Regions from separate parts of the Homo sapiens genome. Here region 1 is linked to region 2. Evidence: read pairs that join two places in POLR2A ChIA-PET (ENCODE). Cell type or tissue: Panc1. All regions are shown on one strand. Links, peaks and the distances in the headings refer to the core of each region. The heading gives the core; the rest is flanking DNA.

The links. Peaks named below come from ENCODE experiments on the same cell type or tissue, not always from the same donor. Only the 100,000 strongest peaks of a DNase experiment are listed, where the experiment ranks them.
Region 1: POLR2A ChIA-PET joins it to region 2 with 7 read pairs; 2 of 35 experiments call an interaction of 5 or more read pairs at or near these places.

What each region holds. Positions count from the first base shown.
Region 1 is chr6:150,938,487-150,946,079 of GRCh38, forward strand. It overlaps MTHFD1L (methylenetetrahydrofolate dehydrogenase (NADP+ dependent) 1 like), which reads left to right. Exons shown (of 28, transcript NM_015440.5): 13 at 213-259; 14 at 6,000-6,107; 15 at 6,981-7,055. It also overlaps the pseudogene RNU6-302P. Among named protein-coding and RNA genes, the nearest start is that of MTHFD1L, 77 kb to the left of the region's middle. In Panc1, for the core only: no CTCF peak of the experiment used is centred there; no DNase peak of the experiment used is centred there.
Region 2 is chr6:151,174,526-151,182,118 of GRCh38, forward strand. No RefSeq gene overlaps it. Among named protein-coding and RNA genes, the nearest start is that of AKAP12, 62 kb to the right of the region's middle. In Panc1, for the core only: no CTCF peak of the experiment used is centred there; no DNase peak of the experiment used is centred there; H3K27ac peaks cover 390 bases.

The DNA.
Region 1 (7,593 bases), core at 2,084-6,083, 240 kb before region 2:
AAGAAACAGAGGTATAGTTAGACAAAGTGTCAACTTTTTTTGTTGTTGTTCTGCTTGGATATAACCATTAGTGTCTCTCACTGCCTTTTGTTACTTCATCTTGGGTGTGACGCCTCTCTGTTGGGTTTGGGGAGCTGTGTCCCTTGGCCTGTGTCCATCGTGGCAGCTGTACTTGGTGACCCGTTTGAAATGCCTCTTGCTCTGTTGTTTAGGAGGAGCCGCGGGTGGTGGATATGCCCAGGTCATCCCCATGGAGGAGGTAAGACCTTGAAGAGATGCGGGTCAGCTATCACTGTGTTTCCTTCCTGACATCTTGTCTCTGCTCCCATCCACACAGGCCCACAGACCCTCATCCATAATCCCAAAGTCATTAAGGCTCTGAAACCCCAAAATGTTTGCATAACTCATGCAGTGACAAACCCTAGTATTTACTGTGATGAGCTATAATTATATGGATTTTGTACGTGCTACTTGGCGTGAATATTCATATACATTGCTGTGGAAAAATTATTTTTGATTAACAGGTGCTGACCTAGCCCCTGCTTGGGGTGTTTTACAAATAAACTACATGTAAATCACACTGCCTTCCTAAACTTCAAAAAATTCAGAATCTTGAAACCCTGCTGGCCTTGCGGGTCTGGATGAGAGAATGTGGGTCTGTGCCTCCCTTGATCATCTGCTGTACTGCCAAGTTCACGAAGACTTGACGCTTCCCCTCTGTCAATTCAGGCTCTAGTGCGTGCCTCGGCAGCATAGATACTAAAACTGGAATGACACAGAGAGGATTAGCATGGTCCCTGCACGAGGATGACACACAAATTTGTGAAGTGTCCCATTAAAAATAAAAGACCCCAAAATAAAAGAGTTCCAGAGGAAAATGGGCAAAAAGAACTGACGTTGTTAATTCTCACTTCTGTAAGAACTCCACCTTTGTTCCACATAACCTCTTTGTTGCCTGTAACTAACCAGTGACCAGCTCTTTTCAGTTTCACTCTCTGCATCAGCCTTATCATTCAGGGCCTGGACAATCTTCCAAAACCCAAATCTGAGCAGGTCACTTTCCTGTTCTGTCATTTCCGCCGTTGCCTGTCACCCTCCAGCACAGCACAGGAGGTCCTCGTGGGTGGCTGCTCCTGCTTCCCTGTCCACAAGTCCCCACCTGCCTTCTCTCTACTGCGTCAAGCTCCTTGCAGACTCTTTTTTTTTTTTTTTTTTTGAGACAGAGTTTTGCTTTGTTGCTCAGGCTGGAGTGCAGTGGCACAGTCTCGGCTCACTGCAACCTCTGCCTCCCAGGTTCAAGCAATTCTCATGCCTCAGCCTCCTGAGTAGCTGGGATTACAGGCAACTGCCATTGTGCCTGACTGATTTTTTGTATTTTAGTAGAGACGGGGTTTCACCATGTTGGCCAGGCTTGTCTGGAACTCGTGAGCTCAGACAATCCACTGGTCTCAGCCTCCCAAAGTGTTAGGATTACAGGCGTGAGCCACTGTGCCCAGCCCTTGCAGACTCTTTTCCTGTTCTCTCTTGGTTCCAGGATTTTCCCATGCCTGGAACATTCTTCCTTTTCTGTCCTCTTTACCCAGTTTAGTCAAGGTTTTTTGTCAAGGTTCTTCTCTACCCCACAGACTCCCTCTGTGTTTACGGCTATCTGGTTCAGTTGGCTGTGGCGAGTTGCGGGCCTTTCTTGAGGTCTCAGGTCCCAGCATTGAGCAGAGTGCCCAGCACATAGTAGGAACTCACTAGAAAGTACTTGTTGACTTTGTTAAAGGAATAGAAGTGTTTACCCATGGAGGTCTGAGTGTCAGGGAAGCTAAAGAGAAAATCTGTAGGAACTTCAAGTACTGGGAGTGGGGGTGAGAAAGAGTAGTCCAAGGCACTGCTGAAAAAAATCGTCCCAGGCCTCAGGTCAGAATGGGGATGGGTACCATTCATGAGCCAGCAAGACCCAGAACCAGGAGGCCAAATTAGAGGTGGTGTACAAGGGGCATACACAGGGGAATGGCTCGGGTTTAGCCAGCAAATTGGAAGGACATTGGTGTCCCGCTGGTTTAGGGCATCAGCTGCGTGGCTTGGAGGAGAGAGCTACTTTTATTTTATTTTATTTTATTTTTTGAGATGGAGTCTCGCTCTGTCACCCAGGCTGGAGTGCAATGGTGCAATCTCGGCTCGCTGCAACCTCTGCCTCCCAGGTTCAAGTGATTCTCCTGCCTCAGCCTCCCGAGAAGCTGGGATTACAGGCACCTGCCACCATGCCCAGCTAATTTTTATATTTTAATACAGATGGGGTTTCACCATGTTGGTCAGGCCGGTCTTGAACTCCTGACCTCAGGTGACCCACCCACCTCGGTCTTCAAAAGTGCTAGGATTACAGGCGTGAGCCACCGCGCCCAGCCAAGAAGACTACCTTATGAGGGTAGAGTGGGCCAGACACACTCAGGCAATTTGTTCCTTGAAGTTGAGTGCCTCCAGTCTTTTCTTCATCTGTATCCTCCCAGCTCTGAGCACCGTGCCTGACACTTGGTGGATGTTTGTTGACTGTGTGCCAGGCACAGACAATATGTACTGGACGGAACATAATAAATCACCATAGGGGAAAATGTTAGAATAAATTCCAGATGGGCTGAGGAATTGAAAGTGAAAACACTATGACTGGAAGGATGGGAAGGAGCCGGCCTTGTGAAGAATGAGGGAGAGCATTCAGCCAGTGGGAACTGCTGGTGGGAAAGTCCTGAGGCAGGAAAGGGTGTGGCCTGTTCAGGGAACTGGAGGACACCAGGGTGGCTGGAGCCCCGTGGGCCAGCGGGAGTTGGGGGGGTTGAGGTAGAGAAGTGTGCAGGCGCCAGCTCTGTCGAGCGATTGCAATTTGTAGCCAAGAACCTGGATTTTATTTGAAGTGCCAAGGTCAGCCATTGAAGGGATCTTGACAGATAACACAATGCAGATTGAGTTTTATTAAAATCACCCTGTCTTCTGTGTGATGAAAGGACCAGGGGCCTCTCAGTAGACACGATGAATCCAGGAGGAAGACTATGGAAGTAGCCTAGGGAAAGATGTCAGTGACTTGGCCCAGGATGGGGGCAGTGAGGATGGAAAAGAGGAAAAAACAGTTTAAGATTTGTTTGCTGATGTTTGCAGGATTAGATGTTGGGGGTTAGAAAAGAGGAGGATTCAAGGACGACATCCAGGGTACTGGCTTGAGCAACTCAGTAGACTCATTTGTTGAGGCAGAGAACAGGGGAGTGATGGTATGAGGTTTGAACTGTGTGGTGTGGGGTGTGGTGGAGGGTGGTAGTCAGAAGGAGGGAGTCAGTTTAGAGGCCTATGAAACATGCAGGTGGACATCAAGTAGACGGCTGGAAAGAAAAACTTACATTCCAGTTGTGAAATGGCCAAAGAGTTCAATAGAAACATCGAAAAAGAAATATTAACTAAATGCATATTCATCTTCACCAATAATCAAGTAAATAAATCTACATTAAAACCACTATCAGGCCGGGCACGGTGGCTCATGCCTGTAATCCCAGCACTTTGGGAGGCTGAGGCGAGTGGATCACCTGAGGTCAGGAGTTTGAGACCAGCCTGGCCAACATGGGGAAACCCTGTCTCTACTAAAAATACAAAAAGTAGCTGGGCGTGGTGGCAGGCGCCTGTAATCCCAGCTCCTTGGGAGGCGGAGGCAGGAGGATCACTCAAACCTGGGAGGCAGAGGTTGCAGTGAGCCGAGATCATGCCACTGCACTCCAGCCCAGGCAACAAGAGCGAGACTCCGTCTCCAAATAAATAAATAAATAAAAATAAAACCACTATCAGTTACCATTTTACTTGTCAAATTGACAAAATTGGATTTTTCAAAATAGTTATGATACCAAATTTTGGCAAAGAAATTGAAATGGACTCCCACACACTGCTGGAAAGTGTATGTTGATAAAAACACTTCAGGAAGAAGAGTAGAAATACATATTAAGTGTTTTACCGTGCATATCCTTTGGCCCAAATAAATTCATTTTTAGTGTACCCTAAGGAAAAAATGAATGTATGGGAATATAGATCATTTTAAATTAAATATACCCTCACATAGTTTATAACATTAAAAAATGGGGGGATAATAATAGGACATCAGGTTAACTGTATTTTGAAGAATCTTTAATGATGTAAAAATGCTTGCTATGTTGAGAGTGTAAGAGCTAAAGTATAAACTGTTACGATGTTATGATTCCAATATTTAAAAGTACAAATATATATTTATAAAATATATATACATATGTAATTTTTCATGTTTTCTCCAGTTAACATTATTTTATGTTATAAAGTAAAATTTTAACAAGAAAATATTTAACCTTCCAAGAAATTAAGGAAATGCAGCTTTAAAAAGAATAACACTTTCTCAACTATTAAATTATTTCTTAGTCTAAAAGTTACTTTATTTCTGAAGTAACTGATCTACTACTAGTGTTTTGCAGATGACACTTCATCTCTTTCAAAAAGCAATTTGGTGATATTATCAAGATCTCAAAGGCCGGATGTGGTGGCTCATGCCTGTAATCCCAGCACTTTGGGAGTCTGAGGTGGGCAGATCACAAGGTCAGGAGTTTGAGACCAGCCTGGCCAACATGGTGAAACCACATCTCTACTAAAAATACAAAAATTAACCAGGTGTGGTGGCAGGCGCCTATAGTCCCAGCTACTTGGGAGGCAGGAGAATCCCTTGAACCTGGGAGGCGGAGGTTGCATTGAGCTGAGATCATGCCACTGCACACCAGCCTAGGTGAAAGAGCGAAACTCCGTCTCAAAAAAAAATAAATAAAATAAAAATACTTCATCCCTTTCAAAAAGCAATTTGGTGATATTATCAAGATCCCAAGGGCTGGGCGTGGTGGCTCATGCCTGGAATCCTAGCACTTTGCGGGGCTGAAGCGAGAGGATCACTTGAGTCCAGGAATCTGAGACCAACCTGTGCAACATAGTGAGACTGTGTCTCTACAGAAAAAAAAAGAAAAAAAAGAAAAGAAAGAGAGCTCATTTAACCTAGTAACTACCTCCTGAAAATATATTACTCATTAGCAATTAATTTTTTTAATAAAAGGAAAAGCTATTTGTGTATATTCTTTATAACTGTGGCCTTTCTTGTAAAAGTGAACATTTGGTAGTAGCGTATATATCCAGCCTGAAACTTTTGGTACATCTACCGTATACAGCTTCTATAAACTATACAAAAGATTATTATAGAAAAAGTTTTGTGAAAAACGAAACTTGGAAGTTTGTAGGAAGATGATTCTACAAATGATAATCGAGTGTGCTCATGAGACTGGAAGGAAAATAACAGAATGAGTAGAGTCATGAGGGTAAAATACTCTATTTCTCCAAAGTTCTGTAATATTTCATATTATTTTATTGTTACTGTTTATTTTATGCCCTGCCTCACTCCAAAGTATATTTGATATGATACTGTTTTCTAGATAATAAAACAATGAATAAACGTAGTGAGTGACTATAAGGAGATTCATTATTAAATGCATCAGAATGTTTTGCCTTAACCTGAGGATGGAAGAATTTATGATCTGAGTAATTGCTCAAAGGTTCTTTGTTGTCACGTGGAAGGCTTTGACCTTGATTTTCTGATTTAGGCATTCCTATAGACTCAGCTCATTATAAGGATATGTAATTTGCATGCTATTTTATTTATTCAGTCCTTAAATTCCATAGTTGTTTAAAACAAATAGGAAGATGTCTTAGCCGAGCACAGTGGCCCAAGAGCTCATAACCAGCCTAGGCAACATAGCAAGACCCCCATCTCCACAGAAAATTCAAAAATTAGCCAGGCACAATGGTGTGCACCTATAGTCCCAGCCTACTCAGTAGGCTTAGGTGAGAGGATTGCTTGAGCCCAAGAGTTTGAGAATACAGTGAGCTATGATCATGCCACTGCACTCCAGCCTGGGCAACAAAGCGAGACCCTATTTCTGAAAATAAATAAATAGAAAGATATCTTATTTCTCTAGTTCAACCTTCACTTGACTGGAGACATCCACGCCATCACCGCTGCCAATAACTTGCTGGCTGCCGCCATCGACACGAGGATTCTTCATGAAAACACGCAAACAGATAAGGTGAGAAGGATGCCTTGCTAGCCATTTTGGGTATTGTATCCTGGAATTCCTGGATTCTTAAGGAGTTTGTGGAAAGAATTCTGGTGTCTGCAAACTCTGAAATGTTATTCAATTCAATTTTGTGATTTTTACATATGTCCCTGTTTCCCAAGGAGAAGGAGCCATCCTTTGATCAGATTCTCAAATGGGTTTATGAGCACTGCCAAGTTATTGGGAGAATTGTAGTATGTTGTAAAAGCCAAATATTCTCTAAGATGAGTCTTTAGTTTTAAAGATGGTAGGTAGACCAGTTCTCTTCATTCTGGTCATAGGTCCAATCTCTGATCTGTTCTAAGGGGATTGGACAGATGTCGTTTTAAGACTAATGTTATGTGGAGCTATTTTAGATGTGCTGAAAAGATGTCAGAGACCCTTATTGGGCTTCATGTGCTTGTAGGTTAAGAGTTAAACCACACCCCCAAAGGGGACAGCCCACCAGAAGCTAATTCCTCACAGATATAGGACATAGATAAAAGGGGTACCTTCTGGCACATTTTACAACAAGGGTCCTCACTTTCTTTAATTAAAGTAGTTCCTTAGTGAGTCTTTGCTACATAATCCAGATACATCTTCATATGGTAGTTGTAGCGATATAGATCAAGAAATATATTTATGCAAACTCTTTGCAATGTGTATTATTTCAGATCTTGTCAGTTTTATGAAAATGACAGAATTTAAGTCAACATTGTTTATATTAGCCCACAAATTTTAATAGGGTCTTTTATCTAAATAGTTCGGTTATAAATGCAATGAATTTTTGTCATATCCTGTGAATTGTCCAAGTTCATGGACAACTAACTTTTGTGTGGTCTCATTTTTGTTTTGTGTTTTTAGGCTCTGTATAATCGGCTGGTTCCTTTAGTGAATGGTGTCAGAGAATTTTCAGAAATTCAGCTTGCTCGGCTAAAAGTAAGTTTCCAGTTAGCAATTCTTTAAAAAGAAAATATCGTAGAAACGCATCAGAAAGATTGTCAAAGCCTGAAATTTTCAACTTGGTTTGATTTTGGTTTTCAGATATCCTTTTGGGTATTAAACTCTATAGAGACCGAACACTGGAGCAGAGAGAGCACAGTGTTGGAAGCCTGAACCCTGGTTCTACACGAAAGAGCCAGGTGGACAAATTAATTAACCTTTTTTGGTCTCAGTTTCTTCGTCTATGAAATGAGAGGACTGTTTTGCTAATTTATGAGTACTCTAGTCAACTGACAAGTTAGCTGGGCACAGGAGCACATACATACCTGTAGTCCGAGCTACTCATGATGCTGATGTGAGAGGTTTGCTTGAGCCAAGGAGTTCAAGGTTTATAGTGCACCATGATGGCCCCTGTGAATAGCCACTGCATGCCAGCCTGAGCAACACAGCAAGAGCCCATCTCTTAAAAAAAAATAACAAATTAGAATTTTTGGTGAGTCCTTCTCTTTCTAAAGTGAAATATTTTTATGAAATT
Region 2 (7,593 bases), core at 2,268-6,267:
GTTATTGCATTACATTACAGGGATCTTCCAGAGGACCCCTGGGTTTTGGTTTTTGTTTTTTTTTTGAGATGAAGTTTCATTCACTCTTGTCACCCAGGCTGGAGTGCAATGGCGCCATCTCAGCTCACTGCAACCTCCGCCTTCCAGGTTCAAGCAATTCTCCTGCCTCAGCCTCCCAAGTAGCTGGGATTACAGGCATGTGCCACCACACCTACCTAATTTTTGTATTTTTAGTAGAGACGGGGTTTCACCATGTTGGCCAGGATGGTCTCAAACTCCTGACCTCAGCTGATCCACCCACCTTGGTCTCCCAAAGTGCTGGGATTACAGGCGTGAGCCACCGCTCCCGGCCACTCCTGGTGGTTTTATGCTCTGTGTTACCTTTCAAAAATCCAAAATATTATGAATTCTGAAACAGTCCCCAAGGCTTTGGGCAAGAGATTATGTATCTGTAATATACTGAGCAGCAGCCAGGGATGCCAAAAATATAGAAATATGTGTGCTACAGCACAGGAACTCACAACCAAAGTTGAAATGGCAAGATATGTGCACAGGAAAAGCTTTAAACCTTTCAAATACACCATTAAGCCAATATGCATATAGTCCTAGTCTATATTGACGTGAATGGCTCTACAGCACTGCCTATGAATGTTTACTTAATATGCGAGTGCCCCAAATCATACAGAATCACGTTTGATGGATAGCGTCCTGACCTAAAATACAGAAGAGATGTGTCTGACCAGAGGGGAGGAAAAGATTCTTTTTTTTTTTTTTTTTTTTGAGACAGATGGAGTCTCGCCCTCTGGCCCAGGCTGGAGTGCAGTGGTGCAATCTCAGCTCAGCGCAACCTCTGCCTCCCGGGTTCAAGCGATTTTCCTCCCTCAGCCTCCCGAGTAGCTGGGATTACAGGTGGGTGCCACCACACCCGGCTAATTTTTGTAGTTTTAGTAGAGATGGGGTTTTGCCATGTTGGCCAGGATGATCAGGAGGAAAATATTCTTTATCATCCCTGTGTATTTGAGTCTTCTAGTGGCAAGCATCAGAAACCTGACTTCAAATGAATGAAGCAAAAAAGGAAACTCTTGGCTCCTGCTTGGATGAAGCCCCTGTGTTGATCACCACCACCCCCTCAGTCCCACTTTCTTCTCTGTTGTTTCTTTCTCTGTCAGGCACTTTCCACATCGTGGGAAAGATGGCCACTGCCGGTGCTCAGTCTCCAGTCCCTGCAGACTGCAATCCCAGGAGGGAAAAAAAAGAAAAGTCTCTTGCCCTGTATCCATCTCAGTCTCTCAGAATGACCCAGCCTGGCCTTGCCGGTGTCTTGGCCCCTAGCTGGTCTGATGACTGTACCTTGAGGGGATGGGGGACGCTGACCCACACGAGTCACATCTTGGTGGGAGGGAATGCAGGACTTTGTAATTGACAGCCATGCTCTAGTCACATGGAAAGGAGATGGGCGATTTCAAATCCAAAGGGTGCTGGGACAATTAAAAAAAAAAAAAAAAAGAGGGCCCTCTTTGCAGAAGTGGTCACAGGGTGAGAGCAGAGGATGACGACAGTCGAAAGGACCCCAGTTGCTCTTTGGTCACAGTGCTGACGTTCCTGCATATGCAATAGGCACGGCATTCACAGGAGAGCAGTGGCATAAGAAAGCTTTGGAAGTGCCTTGTGCTAAATTAGATGAGTCTTAAGAAGATGCTTAAAGGAAAGACGGGAAGTGCGTTGGTGGGAGGAATGGAAGAGAGTATCATAGGTAGGAGTGCAGCATTTATCTGCTTAAATGATTTTGCTCCTGGCTGAGTCTAAATAAGAATATTCTTGTGAGTAGTTTTTTTTTCCTTCTATACATGAGAAATTTCTGACTCCTTTCTGCATTGAGACAAACTTGTGAGGACAGGCTCATGTTTGATGGATGGAGCCCTGACCTAAAATACAGAAGAGATGTGCTTGACAAGGGAAAAAAAGAGATCAGTTATAATCCCTATGCATTAGATTTTTCCAGTTGCAAGCACTGGCAACCTGACTTAATATGAATTTAACAAAATTTATGCTGGGCGCAGTGGCTCATGCCTATAATCCCAGCACTTTGGGAGGCTGAGGCTGGTGGATCACCTGAGGTCAGGAGTTCGAGACCAACCTGACCAGCATGGTGAAACTCCATCTCTATGGAAAATACAAAAATTAGCCCGGTGTGGTAGTGCAGGCCTGTAATCCCTGCTACCCAGGAGACTGATGCAGAATTATCACTGGAACCCAGGAGGCAGAGGCTGAAGTGAACCAAGATCATGCCACTGCACTCCAGCCTGGGTGACAGAGCGAGACACTTTTGCAAATAATAATAATAATAATAATAATAAATCTGTTGGCTCTTTTGGAGAAATGTTAAGGAGCAGCAGACAACAATTTTATGACTGGGGCTGGTTCTATTATAATTCTGATATTATATATCAGAGTCTCCTACATTCAAGCTGCAATAACTTTCTAAACAGCTTGCTGAAAGTCACCCAGGGAATTATTTGTTGATGTTCCAGAAGAGGGAGATACAAAGGCAAAGGGATTGTTCCCGGAATTTTTCTGAGTAATTAAGTTACAGTTGCTATTTGCAAGTCACTGCAAAGGAAATCTTCCAGTAGATGCTACTTATTCAGCCATGTGTGCAAAACTAGATATTTCTTACATTAACATTGTAATTATATTTGGCATCATTTTTTGTTTTGCTTTAGATGGACAAAGATTAAGTCTTAAGTGTACAAGTCAGAGAAGGAGAAGACACATTTCTGATGCCTTTGAGTAATTCTGATCTGCTAAATTAGACACACAGCCTGGCATAGACCAACCCCAGTCCATTATCACAGACTGAAGACCAAAGAAAGGAATAAATGAAACCTGTAATGTGCTGAGCATTTTACATAAATCATCTTTGGAATTCTCACAATGCAAGGAAGATACCATTATCCCTATCTTAGCAGATAAAGAAAGCAAATCTCAGAGAGCTTTTACTCACTTTTCCAGGACCAGTCAGCTCTTAAGATGTAAAGCCAGGATTCTAGAACTGAATCATCTGATTTCAAAGCCTGAGCAAGGGGGAAGTGGTGCACGCCTGTAGTCCCAGCTACTAAAGAGGCTGAGGTGGGAGGATCCCTTAATCCTAGGAGTTTGAGTCCAGCCTGGGCAACATAGCAAGAACCAATCTCAAGAAAAAAATTAGCAATGCAAGACCATGAGCCCAGCTTCATACTGGTGGTATTTTTGGGGGATAATTAAGCTGTGTAACATGTAGCTTTTGATTTCCTTTTACAACTTCTCTCCTTAACACCTATAGATTTATTATCATCAAAATACAATGTAGTCTGGGCACAGCGGCTCACGCCTATAATCCCAGCACTCTGGGAGGCCGAGGCAGGTGGATCACCTGAGGTCAAGAGTTCGAGACCAGCCTGGCCAACATGGTGAAACCCTGTCTCTACCTGAAAATACAAAAATTAGTCAGGCATGGTGGCAGGCGCCTGTAATCCCAGCTACTCGGTAGGCTGAGGCATGAGAATCACTTGAACCAGGGAGGTGGAGATTGCAGTGAGCCAAGATCATGCCATTGCACTCCAGCCTGGGCGACAGAGCAAGACTCAGTCCCAAAGAAAAGGAAAAACATACAATGTAAAAAGCACAATCCAAGGAGCTGAAAACGCAAGAGAGAACTGCCTACCACCTTTGCTTGCCAGGAATTCACAGACTATTGGGAGAGAGAACACAAATATGAAACAATAAACAACCTATGGGTGGAATTGGGCTGAGCAACCAGGACCAGAAGCTTCTAGTGATGCCCCAATGCCCATTTCCCTTCTTCAGTAAGACAACCCTCCTGCCTCCTTCCACTAGATAAGACTGTAGCCATGTGGAACAGAGACTGTACTTATGGAATCCTTTATGGCAGTTTCATGTAAGTAAATTCTGTCTAGTGGGATGCAAGCAGAAAGGACAAGTGCAGTTTCTGACAGGGAGTCTTAAAGGAAAAGGACAATCCATTCCTCTTCCCTGCCTGTTAGAGCCTTGGCAGCCATCTTGAATCAGGAGGTGAGTTTGGAAGTGGAAGTCGCTCGTGGCAGAACTACCCATGGGAGAATCCCGGGGATCTGACTCTGAGGGGTGCAGCTCCTACCCTGGACTGCCCACCTCCATTCTTTTATGTGAAAGAGAAGTAAACTTCAATCTAACTTAAGCCATTGTTATTTTGGGTTTTTGTCATTGTAAGCAAGTTTAATCCTAACTATTAAAAAGGTACAGTTCTATAAGCACTCGCCACCTCCCCCAAATCCTACCAGGTGACCTTCATTCAGCAAGTGACTTAACCTTCCCCAGGGTGGCTGTGAGAACCCAGTGAGATCAACCCATGAGAGACCAGGAAAAAGCTCGCGGGGTTTTGAGTTGGCCTGTGTGATGCAGTGTGACTGGGGGAAACAAAGGAAGAAAACTAATACCCAGGACTCATCAATTCACAATTTCCTGAAGTGCTTCACGGTCAGCATGTGCAGAATAATTTCTAAAACTGTGTAGCCTTAGTCCCAGGGAGGCTGAGCTGGGAGGATCACCTGAGCCCAGGAGGTCGAGGCTGCAGTGAGCCGTGATCATGCCACTGCACTCCAGCCTGGATGACAGGGTGAGACCCTGTCTCAAAAATTTATTTATTTATTTGTTTGTTTATTTATTTATTTAATTAAATAAAACCATGTAGCACAGACATTAAGTTCTTTGTAGATTCAGAGCTGATAAAATTTGTGTGCTGCAGTAAATGATTAAAGGTTTGATGAGGGAGATGAAGTATGAGTGGGGTGTTAAGAAATGAATCCGATTTGGTATGCAAGTCATGACTCCTAACTACAAGTTATGGAAAATCAACCCTGTTTGGAAAAACAAAAAAAAAGTGGGTGGGGAGGAGGTTGGTGGTTGAATCATGTAATTAAAAAGGCAAGAAGTAAGCTCAGGGAAGGCTGGATGGAGACCAAATGATGTCATTAGGATGCGGTCTCAGCTCTGCTTTCCTGAGTTCATTGCATTTTCATAAGGCAAGGAGTGGTGTCTGGCAGCTGTGGATGTACATCCTATCAGCTCAGCAACCCAGGTGGAAAATACCTTCTTCCTTAGGGCTGCAGAGAAACCCTCAACCTACCTGACTCCCTGTGCCTCTGATTCTGCAGACCTGGGTCATGTTCCCACCCCTGGAGTGGATAGGGGCAGAAGAATGTAGCCTCAGCCCCATCCAAACTGCAAGAATTAAGAGTTCCAAAAGGGTGGTTTTCCAAAAGGAAAAGTGAGGTGCTATTGGCAGGAGAAGGGGAGTTGATGCTGGGAGGAATGTTATTCGAGTGTTATGGCAGAGGAGAGAAAAAGCAAAGAAAGAAAGTCTAGAATGAGTGGAATAACATGAGCTGAATGGAAGAGAAAACTCAAGTAGGCAAGACAAGTGCTGGCAAGGGACCACCTTCCTTTGTATTATTTCTCTCTCTCTCTCTCGTTTTTTTTTTTTTTTTTGAGCCGGAGTCTCACTCTGTCACCCAAGCTGGAGTGAAGTGGCGCAATATCGGCTCACTTTAACCTCTGCCTCCCGGGTTCAAGTGATTCTCCTGCCTCAACCTCCCGAGTAGCTAGGATTACCACATGGTGGGAGTAGCCACCATGCCCGGCTAATTTTTGTATTTTTTGTAGAGACGTGGTTTAATCATGTTGACCAGGCTGGTCTCGAACTCCTGACCTCAGGTGATCCACCCGCCTCGGCCTCCCAGAGTGCTGAGATGACAGGCATGAGCCCCGCCAGGGGATCCCCTTCTTCTTTGCTGCACTAGTTTGCTTGGACTCTCATAACAAAATAAGCGGCATCAACAACGGAAATTTATCGTGGAGACTGGAATTCTGGAGTTCCAAGTTTCCTCTGAGGCCGCTCTCCTTGGCTTGCAGATGGCCTCCCTCTTGCTGCCCTGCTCTGCTCATGTGTCCCCGGTATCACTTCCTCTTTTTTATAAGGACACCAGTCACATTGGATTAGGGCCCACCCATAGGACCGTATTTAATCTTGATTACCTCTACAAAGGCCCTATCTCTAACTATAGTAACAGTCTGAGGTACTGGGGATTAGGACTTCAACATGTGAATTAGGTGGGGGGACCCAGTTCAGCCCATGTCACTCACTGTTGTCCAAAGGGCAGTAATGAAATGCATGGATTGGGGATTTCTTATACATTTATAAAAAATGCAGTAGTTACAGCTGGATGGTGTGAGCAGCCAGTTCTCAGCAAATCTTCCTTATGATCCTTGTCAAAAGACAAAATTACAACAAATTTAGTTTAAAGATCTCTAGTGGCTTTATTTGCGATTCGAGAATCGTGCAACACTTCATTCCATAAAATAGAATGAGTGTTCTGATGAGCTGAGCAGAGAAGGGTGGATTTATAGGCAGAAAAAGTGCTGAAGAAAGCAGAAACAAAGAACAAAAAGCAGATTGGTCATTTCAAAGTTATTTCCCTTGTAAGGTGGGGACAGAACAATAGAAAAATTACTGACTGGGTATGATCAGTTTACTTCAGATTAAGGGTTAAAAGAGGGGCATTCATTATCATGCCGATCGAAGACAGAAACTGGCCTGGTTGGGAGGGAGATTGCCAGTTATCTCTCTCTCCTGATTTCTCAGAAGATCAGCTTGACAGTTTTAGTTTGGTGCCTGGGAACCTCAGCATTAGTGACATCATTTTGATCTTTAGTCTGGTCTGGTGGGGGCTTTTGCAGGAGCTCAGTCCAAAACAATGGACTCCGATAATTTTTTTTTTTTTTTTTTGAGACGGAGTCTTGCTCTCTCGCCCAGGCTGGAGTGCAATGGCAGGATCTGGACTCACTGTAACCTCCGCCTCCTGGGTTCAAGTGATTCTCCTGCCTCAGCTTCCCAAGTAGCTGGGATTACAGGCACCTGCCACCACACACAGCTAATTTCTATATTTTTAGTAGAGACGGGCTGGTCTCATGTTGGCCAGGCTCGTCTCAAACTCCCGACCTCAGGTGATCCACCTGCCTCGGCCTCCCAAAGTGCTGGGATTACAGGAGTGAGCCACCGCGCCCGGCCTGCTAATTTTTATATAACACTCTAAATCAGTGAAACCTGCCATCATGAAAATTAAATCCGTCTTCTAGAGAAACTAGGCTTCCAGAAAGCTCAGCCCACTGGAATGGCAGTGCATAGCCAAAACCAAGCAAATAAACAAAAGGAAGAATTGCAACCAAGGAACCCACAAATCAAAGGTGCAGTTACACAAAGGCTCTGCAACTTGTCAGTTATCTATGGGAAGGCCAGTGACACTCCAAGTAGCCAGCCTTATTGGGCAAAGCTAAGACATGTAGGGTCAGGATGGATGGAAGGCACATTGCCTAATGCAGTGTTCTGTTCTGTTCATAGCAGACACACAGGAAGCAGTGGCTAGATGAATTTATCAAAAATGAGCAGAAGGAAGAAGAAAGAATCTCTGTGGTATTGGTGAGTTGTTTGTTCTGACAATAGACATAGAGCAAAAAACTCCTGACTTCCAGGGCAGGGAGATGAGAGTGGAGAGGCAA